Linked DNA regions of Homo sapiens: regions 1, 2 and 3 are each linked to region 4. The links are chromatin contacts, found by Hi-C or POLR2A ChIA-PET in ENCODE. All regions are on one chromosome and are shown on one strand. The core of a region is the stretch at or near the end of the contact, and the rest is flanking DNA. Distances in the headings are between cores, read along the strand shown.

Evidence for each region. A loop is a pair of places that touch in the nucleus more often than their neighbours do. ChIA-PET counts read pairs that join two places held with the same protein, here RNA polymerase II (POLR2A). Pooled maps may share reads with other maps.
Region 1: a loop to region 4 is called in a pooled map, with 3 times the contacts of the local background. The contact joins two enhancer-like sites. A Hi-C loop is called at or near these places in 13 of 168 maps with a recorded cell type or tissue (CD4-positive, alpha-beta T cell, CD8-positive, alpha-beta T cell, Calu3 and 6 more), 6 of 37 single-sample maps with no recorded cell type and 17 of 50 pooled maps. POLR2A ChIA-PET finds 5 or more read pairs at or near these places in 3 of 52 experiments (CD4-positive, alpha-beta T cell, CD8-positive, alpha-beta memory T cell and activated T-cell).
Region 2: a loop to region 4 is called in a pooled map, with 2.2 times the contacts of the local background. The contact joins two enhancer-like sites. A Hi-C loop is called at or near these places in 2 of 50 pooled maps. POLR2A ChIA-PET finds 5 or more read pairs at or near these places in 2 of 52 experiments (activated CD4-positive, alpha-beta T cell and activated naive CD4-positive, alpha-beta T cell).
Region 3: a pooled map shows a loop between it and region 4 (2.5-fold over the local background). The contact joins two enhancer-like sites. A Hi-C loop is called at or near these places in 1 of 37 single-sample maps with no recorded cell type and 4 of 50 pooled maps. POLR2A ChIA-PET finds 5 or more read pairs at or near these places in 2 of 52 experiments (PC-9 and T-cell).

The regions. Positions count from the first base shown.
Region 1 is chr7:36,689,514-36,692,376 of GRCh38, reverse strand. All of the region lies in intron 1 of AOAH (acyloxyacyl hydrolase), which reads left to right. Among named protein-coding and RNA genes, the nearest start is that of AOAH, 34 kb to the left of the region's middle. Within about 2 kb of position 1,361, at least 2 of the 41 ENCODE cell types and tissues checked have a DNase peak (open chromatin) inside an H3K27ac peak, as active enhancers do.
Region 2 is chr7:36,853,467-36,856,166 of GRCh38, reverse strand. ELMO1 (engulfment and cell motility 1) reads left to right here. Exons shown (of 22, transcript NM_014800.11): 22 at 416-2,700. The coding sequence ends at 616. Among named protein-coding and RNA genes, the nearest start is that of MIR1200, 65 kb to the left of the region's middle. RefSeq lists an enhancer at 978-1,479. Within about 2 kb of position 1,351, at least 2 of the 41 ENCODE cell types and tissues checked have a DNase peak (open chromatin) inside an H3K27ac peak, as active enhancers do.
Region 3 is chr7:36,746,141-36,748,840 of GRCh38, reverse strand. No RefSeq gene overlaps it. Among named protein-coding and RNA genes, the nearest start is that of AOAH, 23 kb to the right of the region's middle. Within about 2 kb of position 1,405, at least 4 of the 41 ENCODE cell types and tissues checked have a DNase peak (open chromatin) inside an H3K27ac peak, as active enhancers do.
Region 4 is chr7:37,180,650-37,183,632 of GRCh38, reverse strand. The region is part of intron 13 of ELMO1 (engulfment and cell motility 1); the gene reads left to right. Among named protein-coding and RNA genes, the nearest start is that of ELMO1-AS1, 180 kb to the right of the region's middle. Within about 2 kb of position 1,477, at least 2 of the 41 ENCODE cell types and tissues checked have a DNase peak (open chromatin) inside an H3K27ac peak, as active enhancers do.

The DNA of each region.
Region 1 (2,863 bases), core at 112-2,611, 490 kb after region 4:
AAGAAGATTCAGCCCTATGAAAGTAAAAATGTTGTTGATAATGCAACATATTTTTCAAAGATGAGCTTCTGTGCCTTTATTTTTCAAAGAGTTCGTGGAGAAGATGTGTCTTCCCTGTGGTGGCCTTAGTAGACGGGAGAGGAACTAATGTTTGCTAAATGCCTGCTCCATGCCAGGCACCATGTGCATTTTATGTGTGGTATCACGTAAGCCTCATGACACTTTTGCCAGATGTACAGATAGCCTTTGCTGTATTACAAACCACCCCACACTTACACAACCATCATTTATGAGCCCAAGATATTCTGTGAGCTGGGCACAGTTGGATAATTCTTCAGTTGGTCTCCTGGGGCTCACTCCTGCAGCTGCGCTCAGCTGGTAGATGATGAAATGGCAGGGACAGGGTGATCTGGAATGATCTAGGTGATCTGCTGGCTGAAGCACCTCGGTTTTCCGTCATGGGGCCTTTCCAGCAGGTTGGCTCAGGCTCACAGCTGCAGTGTCAAAGAGGGCAAAAGTGGAAGCTGAAAAGCTGTTGGAGGACTCAGTTACAATCTGACACACTGTCCCTTCCTTCACATACTGGTCAAAGCAAGTCACAAGGCCAGATTCAAAGGGCTGGGATATAGACACCATCACTTCATGGGAGGAAGTGCAAAAACTATGTGGCTGTTTCCAATATACCAAACAAGGGGCATTGTTATTCCATTCCATGGGTGCCAAAATCCTACCAAATGCACCAATTCATAAGTAATAGAAGGGGTATTTGAGTCCAGGTCTCTCTGACCTCCCAATTCTTCTACTCTCTACTATACCAGAGCACCTTAGGTAGCCTTCCTTTTCCTCCTTTCCATTCTCTTTCTCCTCCTTTGTCTCTCTCTATCCATGTCCAGACTCTAAGATGAGGAAGCAGAAGAAAGAAAGGGTAAGGTGCAATGAGATTCACACCGGCGTTGTGTGCCATGCTCTCTGAGTAACTAGCATCTTAGGGAAACAAGGCCAGCAGTAAGATACATTTTAGGTGATTATTTTTACACCTTTCTTTCTTCTTTTCTTTTCACCAAATATTGTGTTCAAGTCTCAATTTCCCCTGTTACTAGCTGTATACTTGGCAAGGTACTTATCCACTCAGCCTCCATGTGCTCATCTGTAAAATGAGAGTAATAATTCGTAGATCTATGAGTTGTTGTGAAGTTTGAATGAGATAATAATATATGCAAAAAACATTTTGAAAACCGTAAGGTACACTCTAGCAATGTGATGAATTATTCATGCTTCTACTCAGGGTCAAAAAGGAAGTATAGTCATGCTGACTGTGGCTCTGACAACTGCCAGGTGCTTTCAAGGCTTTTCAGCAAAGTGTGGGTTTCAGACAAATGGGAAATCTAATAGACCACTCTCTGCAGTTGGCTGTATTTCCAGCCAGCACAGATATGATTATAATTAGAGTTTCAAGAGCCTGTTTCACATCAAAAGGATTCCTTGGCCCAGTCTGCAGTCTACCTGAGGTATGTGGCCAGATGTGATCCCTCTGGCAGCTGTTTTTATTCGGGCCCATTTGCTTCTTTTCCTGTGCTACCAGGAGTGTCTGTTTCTATTGTACTCATTATTTTCAGATACCAGGTGAGAAGAGATTTTCCATATGTGAGATTTCAGATGGTGACCACTGAGCAAAATGCATAGCTCTCGCCCCCTCTTCTCACTTCCTAAATGAACAGCAACTCTGACAAATTCACTTTAACAGAGCCAGGTCTTTTATTAGCAGCCAGAGAATAGTCTGTAATGGGAGGAATTACTCTGCCCGTGCATCTCTCCCAGGAAAAACATTCGTTAGCCTGTCAAGGAAGCGAAACCTCTTATTAGAAACTGTAGAAAAGTCAGTTTCTCCATTTTTGCTGCTAAAGGATTCAGAACACATCTCACTGCACACCTGAAATTAACAATTCAACTGGAAGGGGAGGTGAGCCCACTGGAGACAGGCGGAGATGGCTGAATGAGCAGGACTCCAGATCAGAGCTGAGCCCAACCTGGGTGTTCATGATTTCAAACCCCATTATGGCCTTTCCTGCAGGGTCCTTTTGATCATCATAACTCTTCACTGGGCAAAGTGACGATAGCGGTAAGACTCACCCAGTGTTCAGAGACAGATAATTTTTTTTGCTTCTTTTTATCTAGCTAATGATTTTCCAATTTTAGCCAGCAGTGCTGAGAAGCCACAACTGTCATAAGAGTCCTTGATGGGATTTCTCTGAGTGAAATTCAGAAGAAAAGCCCATATGTGTAAGTACAAAGAAGCAGGCTGGTTTCAAGCTGCCCCATTCGCTTTGCATTTATCCTTCTAAGCCACGGATTAAAACAAATGCTAATGATGGAGTTGAATTTTCAGGGAAAGGAAACAGCATCCAAGGTTTATGATCACTGGGGTCATAGGAATGGAGACTCCTCAAGGACGAATTCCAAGGAAAGGTCACCTTATGCCCTACGATCACCCACTATTCCTGCTGCACCAAACTATTGTTGGTTTTCAATTCTTGCATCTCATCAAGTCTATTATGCCATTGATTGCAAGAATATTATTTTAGGTATTAGTGAGAAAAGTTGCTGCTAATTAAAGTGAGAAACATATGGAGAAATATACCAGGCTGTTTCAGGCCACCGAGTCTTTTTTCTCTCTTGGGAGTGCCTCTTCTCTCACCAGCTCTTCTCCTGCCTGTTATGGTCTCTCCAAAATCACATCTTCCCTAGCTTTTGACTGGTATTTACCATCCAGTTCATGTGATTTTTGGAAGTTCATTGTGAGCTTCCTGTGAACAAAGATCATATTCTATTCACCAGGGGCCCATCAAAGCCGTGGGAGGACACA
Region 2 (2,700 bases), core at 102-2,601, 330 kb after region 4:
ACCTGATGTTGAGTCCAGGGCTGTTCGGTAGATTCCACCAGTACCTAAAAGTCATAGACTCCCACCTAGGTGTTACATTGCAAGTCATGGAGAACTCCAATCCTCAGCTGTTACAGAGAAGCATTCTTTGCAAAGAAGAGCACAGGCACTGGAGTCAGATTGCCTGGGTTCAAATCCCACCCGGTCTACATAATACTGAGTCACTTCTCTGTACCTCAGTTCCTTCACCTATAAAACAGAGATAACAGAAGTATCGACTTTATATTGAGATGTCGCCAAATATGAAATGACGAAGTAGGCAGAGCCCTTAGCGCACAGCCTACTGAGGGATGAGTATTCACTGTTAGCTATTTTTACTATTAATACTTCTGTAATTGCCACCAGTAATGATCGCTGTTGCCTCCCTTCCTGCCAGTACTGTATCTGGACGGATGGACTGAATGCGCTACTCGGGAAGGACATGATGAGCGACCTGACGCGGAATGACCTGGACACCCTGCTCAGCATGGAAATCAAGCTCCGCCTCCTGGACCTGGAAAACATCCAGATCCCTGACGCACCTCCGCCGATTCCCAAGGAGCCCAGCAACTATGACTTCGTCTATGACTGTAACTGAAGTGGCCGGGCCCAGACATGCCCCTTCCAAAACTGGAACACCTAGCTAACAGGAGAGAGGAATGAAAACACACCCACGCCTTGGAACCGTCCTTTGGTAAAGGGAAGCTGTGGGTCCACATTCCCTTCAGCATCACCTCTAGCCCTGGCAACTTTCAGCCCCTAGCTGGCATCTTGCTCACCGCCCTGATTCTGTTCCTCGGCTCCACTGCTTCAGGTCACTTCCCATGGCTGCAGTCCACTGGTGGGACAAGAGCAAAGCCCACTGCCAGTAAGAAGGCCAAAGGGCCCTTCCATCCTAGCCCTCTGCAGGCATGCCCTTCCTTCCCTTGGGCAGGAAAGCCAGCAGCCCCAGACTGCCCAAAAACTTGCCCACCAGACCAAGGGCAGTGCCCCAAGGCCCCTGTCTGGAGGAAATGGCCTAGCTATTTGATGAGAAGACCAAACCCCACATCCTCCTTTCCCCTCTCTCTAGAATCATCTCGCACCACCAGTTACACTTGAATTAAGATCTGCGCTCAAATCTCCTCCCACCTCTCTCCCTGCTTTTGCCTTGCTCTGTTCCTCTTTGGTCCCAAGAGCAGCAGCCGCAGCCTCCTCGTGATCCTCCCTAGCATAAATTTCCCAAACAGTCCACAGGTCCCATGCCCACTTTGCGTCTGCACTGTGATCGTGACAAATCTTCCCTCCTCACCAGCTAGTCTGGGGTTTCCTCTCCCTGCCCCAGGCCAGAACTGCCTTCTTCATTTCCACCCACGCTCCCAGCCTCTTAGCTGAAAGCACAAATGGTGAAATCAGTAGTCTCGCTCCATCTCTAATAGACTAAACCTAAATGCCTCTAGGACGGACTGTTGCTATCCAAGCGTTTGGTGTTACCTTCTCCTGGGAGGTCCTGCTGCAACTCAAGTTCCACAGGATGGTCAAGCTGTCAGACATCCAAGTTTACATCATTGTAATTATTACTGGTATTTACAATTTGCAAGAGTTTTGGGTTAGTTTTTTTTTTTTTTTTTGCTTTGTTTTTGTACAAAAGAGTCTAACATTTTTTGCCAAACAGATATATATTTAATGAAAAGAAGAGATACATAAATGTGTGAATTTCCAGTTTTTTTTTAATTATTTTAATCCCAAACATCTTCCTGAAAATAACATTCCCTTAAACATGCTGTGGAATAAAATGGATTGTGATGATTTGGGGAGCTGGTGTTTTGATTTAGTAACTTAGGTTCTTGCTACTCAGTCATCAGCATCACCTGGGAGCTTGTTGGAGATGCCAGCTCTTCAGCTCCACCCTAGACCTGCTGAATTGGGTGATGTTTATGTACATTGGTTTGAAAAACACTGCTGTGGGAAACCCTCCACCATTGCTAGGTCACCATAGGCTCTGAGCATCAGTGGAGAATGTTACTTCTAAGAAGACCATCTCGACTCACTGAGAAAATCAGACCCACTGTATGAAAATATCTATTCCTTTTACATTGCTGTCTCTTGACCATGACTTTCTCTTTTTTCTTTCTTACCATGATATAATTTATAGAATGGGTCTAATTAAAGACATCACAACTTTGAGGGAGCACATTTAGCAATGAAAAGAATGCATACCCACAGACCTGAAATAAGCCAGAACTAAATAAATCTAACCGTGGGTTAATAAATTATAGGTCAGAGCCCAGCGAAGGATGTTTCTTAAGTCATTTGCACTGGAGGCATTATCAGGATTGTAAACTCCCAGCACTGGGAGGGATGTCAGAAGGGTCCAAGCATGCAGTATTAAGCGTGGCACAGCACCAGCCACTCTGGCCTCACAGCACAAGCTGTGGAAGCATCCAGGTCATTTCTCTTTACCGTCATCAGGATGTGCAATTACAGATTGACCTGGGTTGAGATGATATGGTCCAGAGCACTGCATGCATTGCAGGAAAAAAGTCCTTTGCATTCACAGGGGTTCCTTCTTCCCATCAGAGCACTCACACCTGTGTCAAGCTGTTAATTCCTTGATCATTAAGCTTCGATGTTATTAACATGTACTTGCTATCAGGAGCAGTTATTAATCTACCCATCATCATGATAAAACAGTAAGTGTTA
Region 3 (2,700 bases), core at 156-2,655, 430 kb after region 4:
CTCACCCACTATCAGCCCTTCTTGACTACCCAGCCCTAGGAGGCAGCCTGCCATGCTAAAGTCTTGTCTGGACCTATAGCAGGAGGACAGTAGTTCTTAGAACTCATAATAGCTCCCTGATACTGTCATTTGTTGAGCCAAATTGTTTCTTAAATCTAAGATATATAATATTTCACATGCACAGTTAAGGCACAGACCTGTGAGGAGGGAGTGGTCAAACAAGATGACTTACCGAGTGTTAGATATCTGTGAATGAGCACCATCTCCAGTTCTCCATTGCAAACTAAAGAAGCCCTCTCTCAGGAGGTTATGCAGCTGTAGGGCTCTTTATGTTACATGTAGCATGTCAGTAGAATAACCATAACGATGGGATAGAAAAATAGTGAGTAAATGAAAAAGGTAGACTGGCAGACTGGGGTTCATGTTGGCAGAGAGATGACAGGGACCGAGAATGAAAACAGAAACCACAATTTTCAAAACATAAGCCTCAGTTTCGAAGCAGGCCAATTTCTCCCGACCACACCGTGGTGGGCATCACAGACGATCTAAGTTCAAACCTTGAAACACCAGCTCTTTCAGGCCCATTTGTTCCCAGATAAGACCATAGAGAAATTGACCTGTCAGTAACTCCACACAGACTTGTGAATCCCAAAGATAAGACCACTTACTTTTCCAGAAACTCCCCAGTTTACAGAATCTGATGAAATCCTGCCAACACCATCCTGTGACTAACTCCAGCCCCCAAAGCTTTATTGGGTGCCCTTGTCTTAATCCACCCTTTTGAGATGCCTCAAGCTTCCCCACAGCGTGCAGTTTCCCTTGCTGTGGCGTTAATCAGCCTAACTTTGTTGACTACAGGTGTGTTCCAGGTGGTCTTAGGCTACAGGACATTGAAGAACATTAAATTACATGCAATGCCTAAAGCTAGTTCTCTGCAACTCCATGACTCTGGAAATGACCAAAGCCTCTCTTTCTGGCCACCTCTCAATTTTCCCCCAGCTCTCACCTTCTCTATCCTCTTTCTCCAAGCTCCTGAAATGCCACACTGGACACCCGGTACTTGTACTTTTATTTATGCAGGCTTCTTACAAAAATGAATAATTAACGTCATGAGAAAATTCTCAGGCTGACCTGAGAATAAAGCAATCAAGACCACATTAAAATTATATCTTTTTTTCCAAGACTCATTAAGGAGCTGTGAGAAAATCAGTACACCAACCTGTTGTGAAACCCCAATGTAATGTTTAACTAATTTTCTGCCTTTGAGCAATATCCCCACTATTAGCTTTCTTTTTTCCTTACTGGCAGTTTTACTTAATTTCTTTAAGGTGACATAATGAAAGAGTGAAAAAATGTACCCTGTGGTTCTGCAGCCACCCCCTACAGCTCCACTTTCTGACTCATGGCCAGGAGAGTGCTGGCTCTGTTTTTCCAAGTCCAAGGGGGAGGAGGGTACCTCTTCTGTCCACCCCTACTGCTTCCCGAAATCACTCTCTCTTCTTTCTGGACTTTCCTTAATTTACTGGGGAGAGTGACTGATCCTTCCTGGCAGCCTAGGGTGAAGCCTAGACCCCTTATTCGTACCTCCCCGCTTCTCTCCCATCCACAATGTTGTTTTGAAAGCTGTTTTGTTCCCTTGTCCTCCCTTGCTCCTGGTGGAATTGATGGGTGTACAGGAGGCAAACCAGTCCCTTCATGGCAAATTTCAACTGAGACAGAGAGAAACTTGGCCCTGCAACACGTAAGCTCAGGAGCTGTTGGCCTTCCCAACAAAAAACGAGGCAAGACAGTCCAAAGCCAAAGGGAGGATGAAGTAGAGGCTCAGAGGAAAGTAGAAATGACACCCTTCCTGGGCTCTTTACTGTGTCCCCCGGTCCAGTCCTGTGCCTTCCCTAGGTCCTGCAGTCTCTGTTCTCTGATTCCATGAGCCTCTGCAGTGCCCCATCCATTGCATTTGCTCAAGTTGGCTCCCATGGCTTTCTGTAACTTACAACCAGAAGAGCCTGAGAAAGGCGCCAGGCTTCTGTAGCTCAGTTTCATGACCCAGGAGAGCCTCACTCCCTATAAAAGGTGAGCGTGTTCCCTGGTCCCACTAACTGCACCAACCCCCTTGGGAAGCCGTCCCTACTCCCTAAACTAGCCTCTCTTGGCTCTGTGCTCCCTGCCTCTCCTGTCAGGCTTCTGCCATGGCCCTTAGCCCTTCAGCCTGAGGTCACTCACAAGCCTGACTAAGAGATCCCACTGGCAGGCAAGGGCTGGGTCACCCCCACTCCGGACCGCTCCATCCTTATCATTGTTGCCACGTGTACTGGGCTGCACACGCTGCCAGCTTGCTTGCTCAGTTTCATAAGAGGTTGCTTCCTTATTAGGAATTTTCTGTTCTTCCTGTGCATGATGTGCAGGGCAGTTACACTTCAAACTCACCAGTTAGTAATACCTCTGTTTCTGTGGGTTGGAGTCTGCTTTTGGGGGTGGCCAGGCTGCTTGTGCATCAATGCTTGATCTTCCAGATCTCCCTACCCCTTCCTTTTCAAGATGACCTCTGGGTGTGGGGAAATCGGGGAGTCCAGGGAAGTGAGGAGGAATGGACTCTAACTCTACGTATTTGATTCCGTAGTCCTTTGGTGTCCTGGAAAGGACTACATGTGGATGGCCCCTATACCATGCTGACCTCTGGAGCTGAAATCTGTAGCTGGCGCA
Region 4 (2,983 bases), core at 228-2,727:
TGCTGTGAGCACATCTGTGCTGTTGTGCTTTATAGAGAAAATTCCAGTTTACCTCCCTATTTCTCTCTCTCTCTTCTGGGTCCTGAGTAACAGGAGGTCAGCTTTTCTAGGCCTTTCTTATCTCTTCCCCTGATAAAAGTTGGATTCATGTGTAGTGCACGAACAAATAAAGCTTTGGGGCTCTGGTTCCCTCCTCTTCTCCCCCTGCCTCTTCCTCCTCATTGTCACATCCTTATTGTAAATACTTTAGGGGCAGTGTATAAAAAATGGCACTAATTACTGAAACAATGTTATTTACCACATACACTGGCAGAATGTTTACTATGTTTCTTTACAGCCGGGGTTTATTTTTGTTTGATGTATTTAGTTGCTGTGAAAATGAACGTGTTGCTCACTCTCGATAGACCTGTTCTTCCTCCTCCTTCCTCCTTCTCCTTCTGTGCCAGATCGTCCTCCTCTTCAGCAGCTTCTCTTCCTTCATTAGGCCTTCTGGGCAGTTTTTAGGATGTCTGCTCCTAAACTATTTCCATTTAAAATTGTTCTAGTGTATCAACACACCAATCACTTTGACTCCATGCAAGCTGGTCTCTGCATTTCAAACCTAGCTTCCGTGTGTTAGTCCTTTTTGACATTTTTATAGGGTTTCTCCAGGAAAAAAAAGAAGAGCATAGCAAAGGTATGAGCCATCCTTATGGAGTGCCAGCCTAGAGGGAAAGAGGAACTAAACATTGTTTGTATACTTACCACCTATGAGGGCCCCTCCACCATGTTTGACACACTCTTCTTGCAGCTAACTGGTGAAATAGATGTTTTGTCCCTGGTTTTATATCTAAAAATACTATACTGAGGTTAAGTAACCTGCCCAGAGTCTCACACGGGGTAAGAAGGGACACCAGAATTCAGTGATAATTGTATCATTCCCAAGCCTCTTGGCTTTTTAAATTTATTTACTCTAAACCATACTGCACCTCTCTAAGTAAAAGGTTAAGAGAACTCAGGAATGCAAATGAAAAAGCGCTTGTCAAGGGAGAGAGAAGAGAGAGAGGAGGGGGAGGGAGAGAGAGAGAGAAAGAGAGAAAGAAGGAGAGCGAGACCGATCGTGCCATTGCACTCCAGCGTGGGCAACCAAGCGAGACTCCGTCTCAAAAAAAAAAAAAAAAAAAAAAAAAAGTAGAGCACAAGAGCACTCATGATCTTCCTATGTTGTCATTTTTAGCCTTTTTCCACCTTATATGTGCTGAGAGCTGTTCTGCTGCCATTTTCTCTCCCTGCCTCAAGAGCACATTTAAGTGCAAGTGAATGGGGTGGGATTGTGATTGTTACACTGAGTGATTGCTTAGAATCTGCCCTACCGTATCTGCCGGTGTATAAAACTCTACCGATGTTACCAAACTCTGAGAGGATGTGAAGCTCTAGTTTTCACTGTGCTGAGCTGATTACCTCATGTCGTCACCAGGGGGCAGCACCTTCCCATGCCTTTGGACTTAGGAGCCTCGGGGCGGTGGGAAGCCCACACCAAACCCCATGCCTTAGCTGGTCACCTCTTACCTTCCAAGCCTGATCCAAGTTTGGGCAAAACGGATGTAAATGTGTTTTTAATTTTTTTTTTCTTATTTGAGAGGGGGGCAATTGGAGGGAGGAAATACAGCTTATATGTTGGCATACACATTTGAAATATTTGGTACTTTCTAAGCAGGAGTTTTATGTGTATTCTGTGTTCTTTTCTCTACTGAGAAAATAACTATTTCCTTTGCTAGGGATGCAGTAATCAGCAATGCCTGTTGCAACCATAAGTTACACCATATTTTCTCAAAGAAACATGGTAGTAATCAGAGGCCATTGTTCAAAGTACTGACTTTAGTCAGCTGACCTGCAATCAAACCTCAGTTTAGGCACTTACTAGCTGTGTGACCCTGGGCAAAATACTTAACCTCTCTGAGCATCACATACTCATCTGTGATATGAGGACTGCAATACATTCCTGCTTTCTTTTTTTGACAAATATTTATTGAGAATTTCTTTACTTGTGGAATGTGGTATTATGTCCTGTGTTTAATGGTCTTTATATGTATCTCCCAGTTCAGTTTCATATAAATTGGCCTCTTGTTTCTGTAACTAGGATTGCATTTCTGTCAAAAGTCTTGGCTTATACAAGGACGCTCAAAGGCCATCCAATCTGCAAATACAAGACAGAGCTGCCTCAGGAAATGCCCGATGATTTAATTAAAATGTGAAGAGTAGCCCACAGAGAGGGCAGGTGTGGTGTAACCCCACCCTGCAGGGATGAGGCGGGCATCCTCCTTCTCGGTGACTTAGCCTGGAGTACTACCTTGGAGTAGTTTCAGAGACGGTTCTCAGGACAAAAAGTTGACCCCTGTTTTAGGGAGGCTGCCTTGTGGCCACTGGGCATGCTGATGGTTTGCCATCTAACACTTTATGCCTCTCACTTGTCCCCATTTTGAGTCCAGGCAACTGTGACCCCTGGAATTATGGAGAGTCTCTTGGGACTGTCGTTATTATTTTTATTCTTACTGAGGTAAAATTCACATAACATAAAATTAAGCATGTTAAAGTAGACATTTCATTTAGTACATTTATAATATTGCACAATCACCCACTATCTAGTTCCAAAAATCATTTTTTTGAGTTTCTATTTTGATATGATTTTAACCTAGGAAAAAAATTACAAGAATTGTACAAGGAACTCTGCATAACCTTCCACCAGATATATTCACTGTTGATGTTTTGCCTCATTTCCTCCCTGGTGTTTGCTTTCTCTCTTTCTCTGTTTGCGTGTGCATGTGTGTGTGTGTGTGTGTGCGCATATGTGTGTGCATATGTGCATATGTGTGTGTGTATATATACATATTTTTCCCCAAAAAAACACTTTAGAGCATGCTGGAGACATTGTGTCCCTTTAGCACTAAATACTTAGTAGGTACGTATTTGCTAATATGGCCCTATTGTACAATTATAAAAACCT